Regions from separate parts of the Mus musculus genome. Here region 2 is linked to region 1. The links are chromatin loops, found by intact Hi-C in ENCODE. Cell type or tissue: heart. All regions are shown on one strand. Each heading gives the region's core, and the rest is flanking DNA. Links, peaks and the distances in the headings are about the cores only.

Region 1 (2,910 bases), core at 99-2,598:
CTAAAGAAGTATACCTCTTAAGGCTAAGGCAATGGTTCAGCCAGTAAAGGTATTTGCTGCCAACTCTGACTATAGGAGTTCAATTCCAGTGACCCAGTGATGGGCAAAGAGAACCAACTCCTGTGAGTTGTCTGCTGGCCTACACACTCATGCACACATACACAGACACAGGAACACATGCACACTCACAAACACACAATAAATAAACAAAATAAATAAATAAATGTGATTAAAACAGGTTGAGAATAAAAGAACACCTTACAGATGCTGGAATCTCATCCAGGGGCTCAGCTTATAAGAGACTCACGGGTACCAAGACCCAGCATCGCCACCATCTCTCTCATGCCTGGAAGTGGAAGTGTGCTCACTAAGAACACTTAAGGTAACTCATATCAATCAATCAATCAATCAATATCTCTCTCTCTCCCTCCCTCCCTCCCTCTCTCCCCACCCCAACCATCTCTTTCTTTGTTACTGACTTTCATGCCTTTCAACTGTGCACAAGGTGCACTCTCACTGTCTTGCATTACCAGGACCCCATGACTAGCACTAAAATATTGTAAGTCTATTCTGGTCTAGTGCTTTGGCCAGTCCCAAACATTCCATCTAAGCTATAGACTATTTTATTTGAAAGAATAGACATCGGCAAACATTTGGTAAACCTAATCCATTTCATTTCATACTTTGGGCTGCCTTGTTCGGTGAACAGTTTTGGAGGACTTAGAGAATCTTATTTTACAACAGATGCTCAGGCAAGAGGGACTATAGTGACAATTGTACCTTAGAGTCTAGCACTCACAATGGACAGCCGCCAGCCCCCATGTCCCTCTGGGCTCCTCTACATGACAGAGCCCATAGCCAAATCATGGGGAAGGTGTGTTATTACCAAAGAAGACTGACCAGCGGGGGCTTCCCCTGTCAAGAGGAGCCAAGCAGGGGCAGAGACCGCTGTGGAGCTGCTTCCACCCGGTCACACTGGTGGACTCTCCCACTCCGCTCACACTACATTCTACATCCTATTAAGCCAGTTGCAGGGCCACTGGGAAAGCCTGGGCAGGTGTTAAATTATCTTTCGTCACTGAGCAGGTGTCTGAAATGTGCTGCAAAAGAGCATGTCACACGTCCCCCCAAAGCAGGAGACTCTGCCAGGGATTTACTGTGAGCACAGGGATCGGGAGACTATATCACTTTTGACTTAGAAATGACTGGGATCAAGGACCCGGCTTTCTAAGCATGACAGGATGATAAAAATATTCTCTGACAACACGTCCATGTAAGATACAAGAGGCTGAGGCGAGCTTTGAGGCCAGAAGAATGAATGTCAGCCACGCCTGCATCTAAAAACTGCTTCTCACACAATAGCGTGCCCGGGCTAGCTTTAAAGGTTAAGGAATGCAGTTTTTTTTAAAGCAATAATGATTTCAAATGTTATCTGGAATCAATCACATCTATTCTCTGGGTGTTTAAGTGCTGGGTGGAAGAAGAAACACAGACAAAAAGAATGTAAAGTTTGAGATCATTGAATTATTTCCCTCAAACCTACACTAGGTGTCCGTCATGGACCAGTTCCTGTGTTTACCCCGGAGAAGCAGAATGAGGTTGGTAGAGCTCCTGGTTCCAGGGAGCCACATTCTAATGGAGCTGGACAATTAAACAAAACTGTAAAGCTGGGTAGCAAGGGCAATCACTGAGCAAGGAGAGCCGGAGGAAGCAAAGACAATTGAGCCATAACCTATGCCTGGTAACATTGATGTAGAAGAAAATGCGGGCAGGACCTGGCAGCTAGCCTACCTGGCACACTGCTGCTAAACAAGAAGCTTTGTGTACCATGCCCCAGAAGTCAAAACACTGAATTCTGAAGTGCTGTGAGTAGCCTGTAGCTGCCCTGCAGACCAGTCTGCGCTCTTCAAGTTTTCTGTAATGTGCTTCTTCCGCATAGAGACCCTGATTGTCTGATTGTTCATAATCCAATCTGAGGTAACGCGCTAATCAATCACAGTCGATAGGCTTCCACTATATAAGTGGTGGCTCATAAGCAATAAAGCAGATGCTGGTCCCTGAAACCCTCTCTGGAGTGGTCTTATCTCCCTGCCCTTCAATGATGCACAGGGCATCGCTGTCTTGTCAGGACACACCTCCGGTAAAGAGGGCACCTTGAGCTGCTTCATAGGGTAAGAAGGACTCATCCAGGAAGGCAATGTGTAAGGAAAGATACTCTGGGTACAGGTGGCTGCAGAGTAGATGGTGGACAACCCAACCCCATAAAACACAGTAGGGGAAAAGGCCAAGTGCATAGCCAGTCAGCATCATGGAAACACCTAGTATCAGAGCCTCAACTGTGCCCACTGGCTAAGAAGGAATAAGGAAATGTTACCTGGGAGGGTAACGGGGTTTACACAGTAGGTTGGTCCAATGAGAGCAACATCTGGGTGGCATTCAGAGAGTAAACATTGGCATTAATCCCTTGTGGAATGCTGATGCCCTTCAGTCACATCTACAGCTAGTTCCAAGACACCTCAAGAGGTGTTCAACCATTTCCCTGCTTATACTGCTACAACAAAATAACAAGGGCTGCTTGCCTTACAAATAACACATTTTTCATAATTACAAAGACTGAGAAGCCCAAGATAAAGTTCCAGGAAATTCAGTATTGGGAGAGTCATCATCTGTAATCTCATGTGATGTAATCCTATATGCAGAAAGAAAGACAACAGTTCCTTCAAGCTTCTTTTCTAAGGGCATGAAACCTGTGTGCGAAGGGTCTACCTTTGGCATATCTTTCAAAAGCTCCTCCATCTTCATATCTGACCCTTGAGGGTCAGAATTTCATCCTGTGAATGGGAGAAACATAAACACTCGGACAGTTAGGTCTTGAATTCTAGAAAGGCTTTTGACCATTAGGGTTGCCCC
Region 2 (2,910 bases), core at 213-2,712, 59 kb after region 1:
AATCTGGGGTTTCTCACAAAACTCTAATGCTAAAGAGCCCACACTACAAACAGCAGCTAGCTTTCCTTTAGGGGACCAGCAAATTGGTGTAGGCCTCTCCCAGGAGCCAGGTGCTGTTTTCCCTTAGGAAACAAAGAAAGCAATTGGCCTGGCCAAGAGACCAGCCCTCAGAAGGACAACCCTGCCTCCTGCCCCCCAAACCCAGCCTGGACAGTCAGCCCATGGCCTCTGGATCTGTCCATAGCCCCTCCCCTCATCTCTGCACCTTAGACAGAGAGACCCAACCCATATCCTTCCCGCACATCCCAGAGCCCACTCCCACCCCTTGCTGGAGAAGCTGCCTGGCCCTGCCTTTTCTTCTTCGTCATCATAAAACTCCTGCCTTTATTTTTATTCTTTAATAAGGTTACTGCAGGACCGAGGGAGGTAGAATCTAGCCCAAGGCTGCATCTGCCCTTCATTTAAAACTACCCGGACTCCCACAAGGCTGGAAAGCAAGTCTCTGCGCTCCTCGTTTATAGTCTTCCTTAGATCCAAATCCAGAGCTATTTTTTCCAACAGATAATGGCAGCCTGGAGCCCATTTGCCTCCAGAAAGGGTCCCTCTTGCATAAAAAGCAAAACTCACCTGCAGCCTGCTAGACACCCCCACTCCTCCCACCCTACCCCAGGATCTCCTGACTGCACACCCGAAACTGACCCAGACCTTTGAAGAAACCTTTTTTCTCTTCCTGGAAGCATCTGGAATCCTGCCCCTGCTCCAAATTCCTTCTTCATCCACAGTTCCAAATCATCAGATTGACATGCAGTTTTGGATTCCAGAACGTGTCTTTTTTTTTGTTTCCCACTAAAAGCATGTGGTGGGGAGAGTTTATTGGTATTGTTGGTTACACTGGGTTGTTTGACTAAGAACATTTGAACAGAGGCAGGCAGTGTAGGTGTGTTGGGGAGCCCTGTCATTACAGAGAAACGGAAAAACAAAGGGAGAACCTCCCTGCTCAGCCCCTTATAAGGAGAACCTCTCCTAAGCCAACAGACTTCTGTTGTCCTTAATTCATCAGGCTGGGCCCAGACCCCCAAGGCCAGGCCTGTCTGCCTGAGAGGCAGAGCTAAAAACAGCTTCAGCCTCAGAGAGGGGCCAGCTCCCGTGTCTAATTGTTCTGCTCTCTTCAAGTCCTCCCTGTGTGTGCTCCCTCTGCAGGCAGCTTGGAGAGTGAAGACTCACTTTGATTTGGAGCTGGGGAGGAAAAGAAGGCTCTTTTGCAGGTGTGTAGTCAGAATCGCCCAGGCAACAGAGGGGAAGAAAATGCCTCTCGGCAGGCTGCTAGCACAGGTGTGCCTCCATTTTCCTGGGCACACACAGAGCTCGAGAGGAGTTGGGGTGTGCGGGGGAGGGACACAGACTTGTGAAGAAGTTTTGTGGCAAAGCAGAATGGGGTGCTTTTAATCCATCCCAGGACCAGGGAGCCTCGTAGCTGTGATCTCTTATCGGAAAAAAAAAAAAAAAAACTACAAATGGTGGATGGCTTAGCTTGACCCTTGTGTATATATTATTACCTGAGCCAGGATGGGAGCGAGGGAGGGAGAAAGGAAGTCGTGCCCATTTGGCTGAATGTTGCAAAGACATTCATTCATTTCTGCATTCCTTCAGCCTGCATTTATTATTGATAATAATAGCTACCATTTAGTGGCTGTTGCAGTAGAGCAGGTGCTTGCTAAGCACTTTAACTTACGGTACACAGCTCAGGTCTCACGGCTTCCCTGTGAGACAGACCTTATCATCTGCATTTTATTGATTTAAAAAAAAAAGAAATACAAAACTTTCTCATCAAGAGACAGACAGTTGCCCACAAAGCCCATCGCTTGTTAAGTGCAAGGATTCAGAGCCAGACCTAACCTCTTCCAAAGTTCTTACCTGCCAGGGCTTCCTCATCCCCTGTACAGGTCTCCATGCCTGGCCTTGGGCTGAGTGTTAGAATAAACCTTTGGTGCACAAGGTGTTTTTGAAACGACATCTTAAAGGTCCACCTAGAGGTTTTGCCATGAGAGGCAACAAAAAATGCTGGGTTCCACTCTGACTCTGTGTAGCAAGATGCCTGCTAGGCAGGATAAGCTTTCCCACCGAGACATGGAATACACTATTAGCAAAGATGACCCAGTTCTCCGGTCTACTGATAGCTGTATTACCTCCATCTCTTTGGTGTTTGCAGGGGGAGGCTTTCTTCCCCACTCCTGGATTCAACCCACTCTTGTGACTTGGTTTAGACATCAGAATGCAGTTGAAGATTTGAGCCTATTACTCATCTGTTTGCTTAAGTTCAGAAGCCACAGGGAATTGTACTCAGAAGTAGACTCAGTCCCCCATGCCCTTGGACCCACACGAGTACAAGCCCCTAAGCCAAAAAAACATTTCTGGACCCTGGCATCTTTGCCACCTTTTTCTCTGCTGGCTATCACTTTAAAGAAAGAAGATCGCGCAGACTGGGAGAAAGGATTGGTCAGTGGAAGCTGGAACCTGAATGCACAGATGCAGACCTGTATCCTGGCGCTTGGGAAGCTGAGCTACACAGCAAGATGCTGTCTCCAAAAGAAATAAAATAAAATAAAATAAAATAAAATAAAATAAAATAAAATAAAATAAAAGCCAGTGGATCCGGTGTGGAGGCAAGACAATGATGCCACGAGTTGGGTGCCCAGGTGCCTGTAAAGCTCAGTTGCTTCCAGCTGTACACATCTGGTCAGTCAGCTCGCTATTGAATCCATCCTGTGTTTGTTGGTGTCCTCTTGAGAAGCACGCCCCTGGGAGATGATACACACCCTCTTCCTCATCCATATTTTTTATCTTCCATAATTTCAGTTACCACTTCCAACTGCAACAAACACAGTCTAAAAATATTTAAGTGGAATGTGC

What was found. Peaks named below come from ENCODE experiments on the same cell type or tissue, not always from the same donor. Only the 100,000 strongest peaks of a DNase experiment are listed, where the experiment ranks them.
Region 2: a loop joins it to region 1, with 10 times the contacts of the local background. A loop is called at or near these places in 4 of 42 quality-filtered maps.

The regions. Positions count from the first base shown.
Region 1 is chr8:103,854,266-103,857,175 of GRCm38, forward strand. No RefSeq gene overlaps it. Among named protein-coding and RNA genes, the nearest start is that of Gm39235, 130 kb to the left of the region's middle. In heart, for the core only: a CTCF peak has its summit at 1,549; no DNase peak of the experiment used is centred there; H3K27ac peaks cover 340 bases.
Region 2 is chr8:103,913,301-103,916,210 of GRCm38, forward strand. No RefSeq gene overlaps it. Among named protein-coding and RNA genes, the nearest start is that of Gm32728, 120 kb to the right of the region's middle. In heart, for the core only: a CTCF peak has its summit at 1,196 (motif pointing left); no DNase peak of the experiment used is centred there; H3K27ac peaks cover 1,216 bases.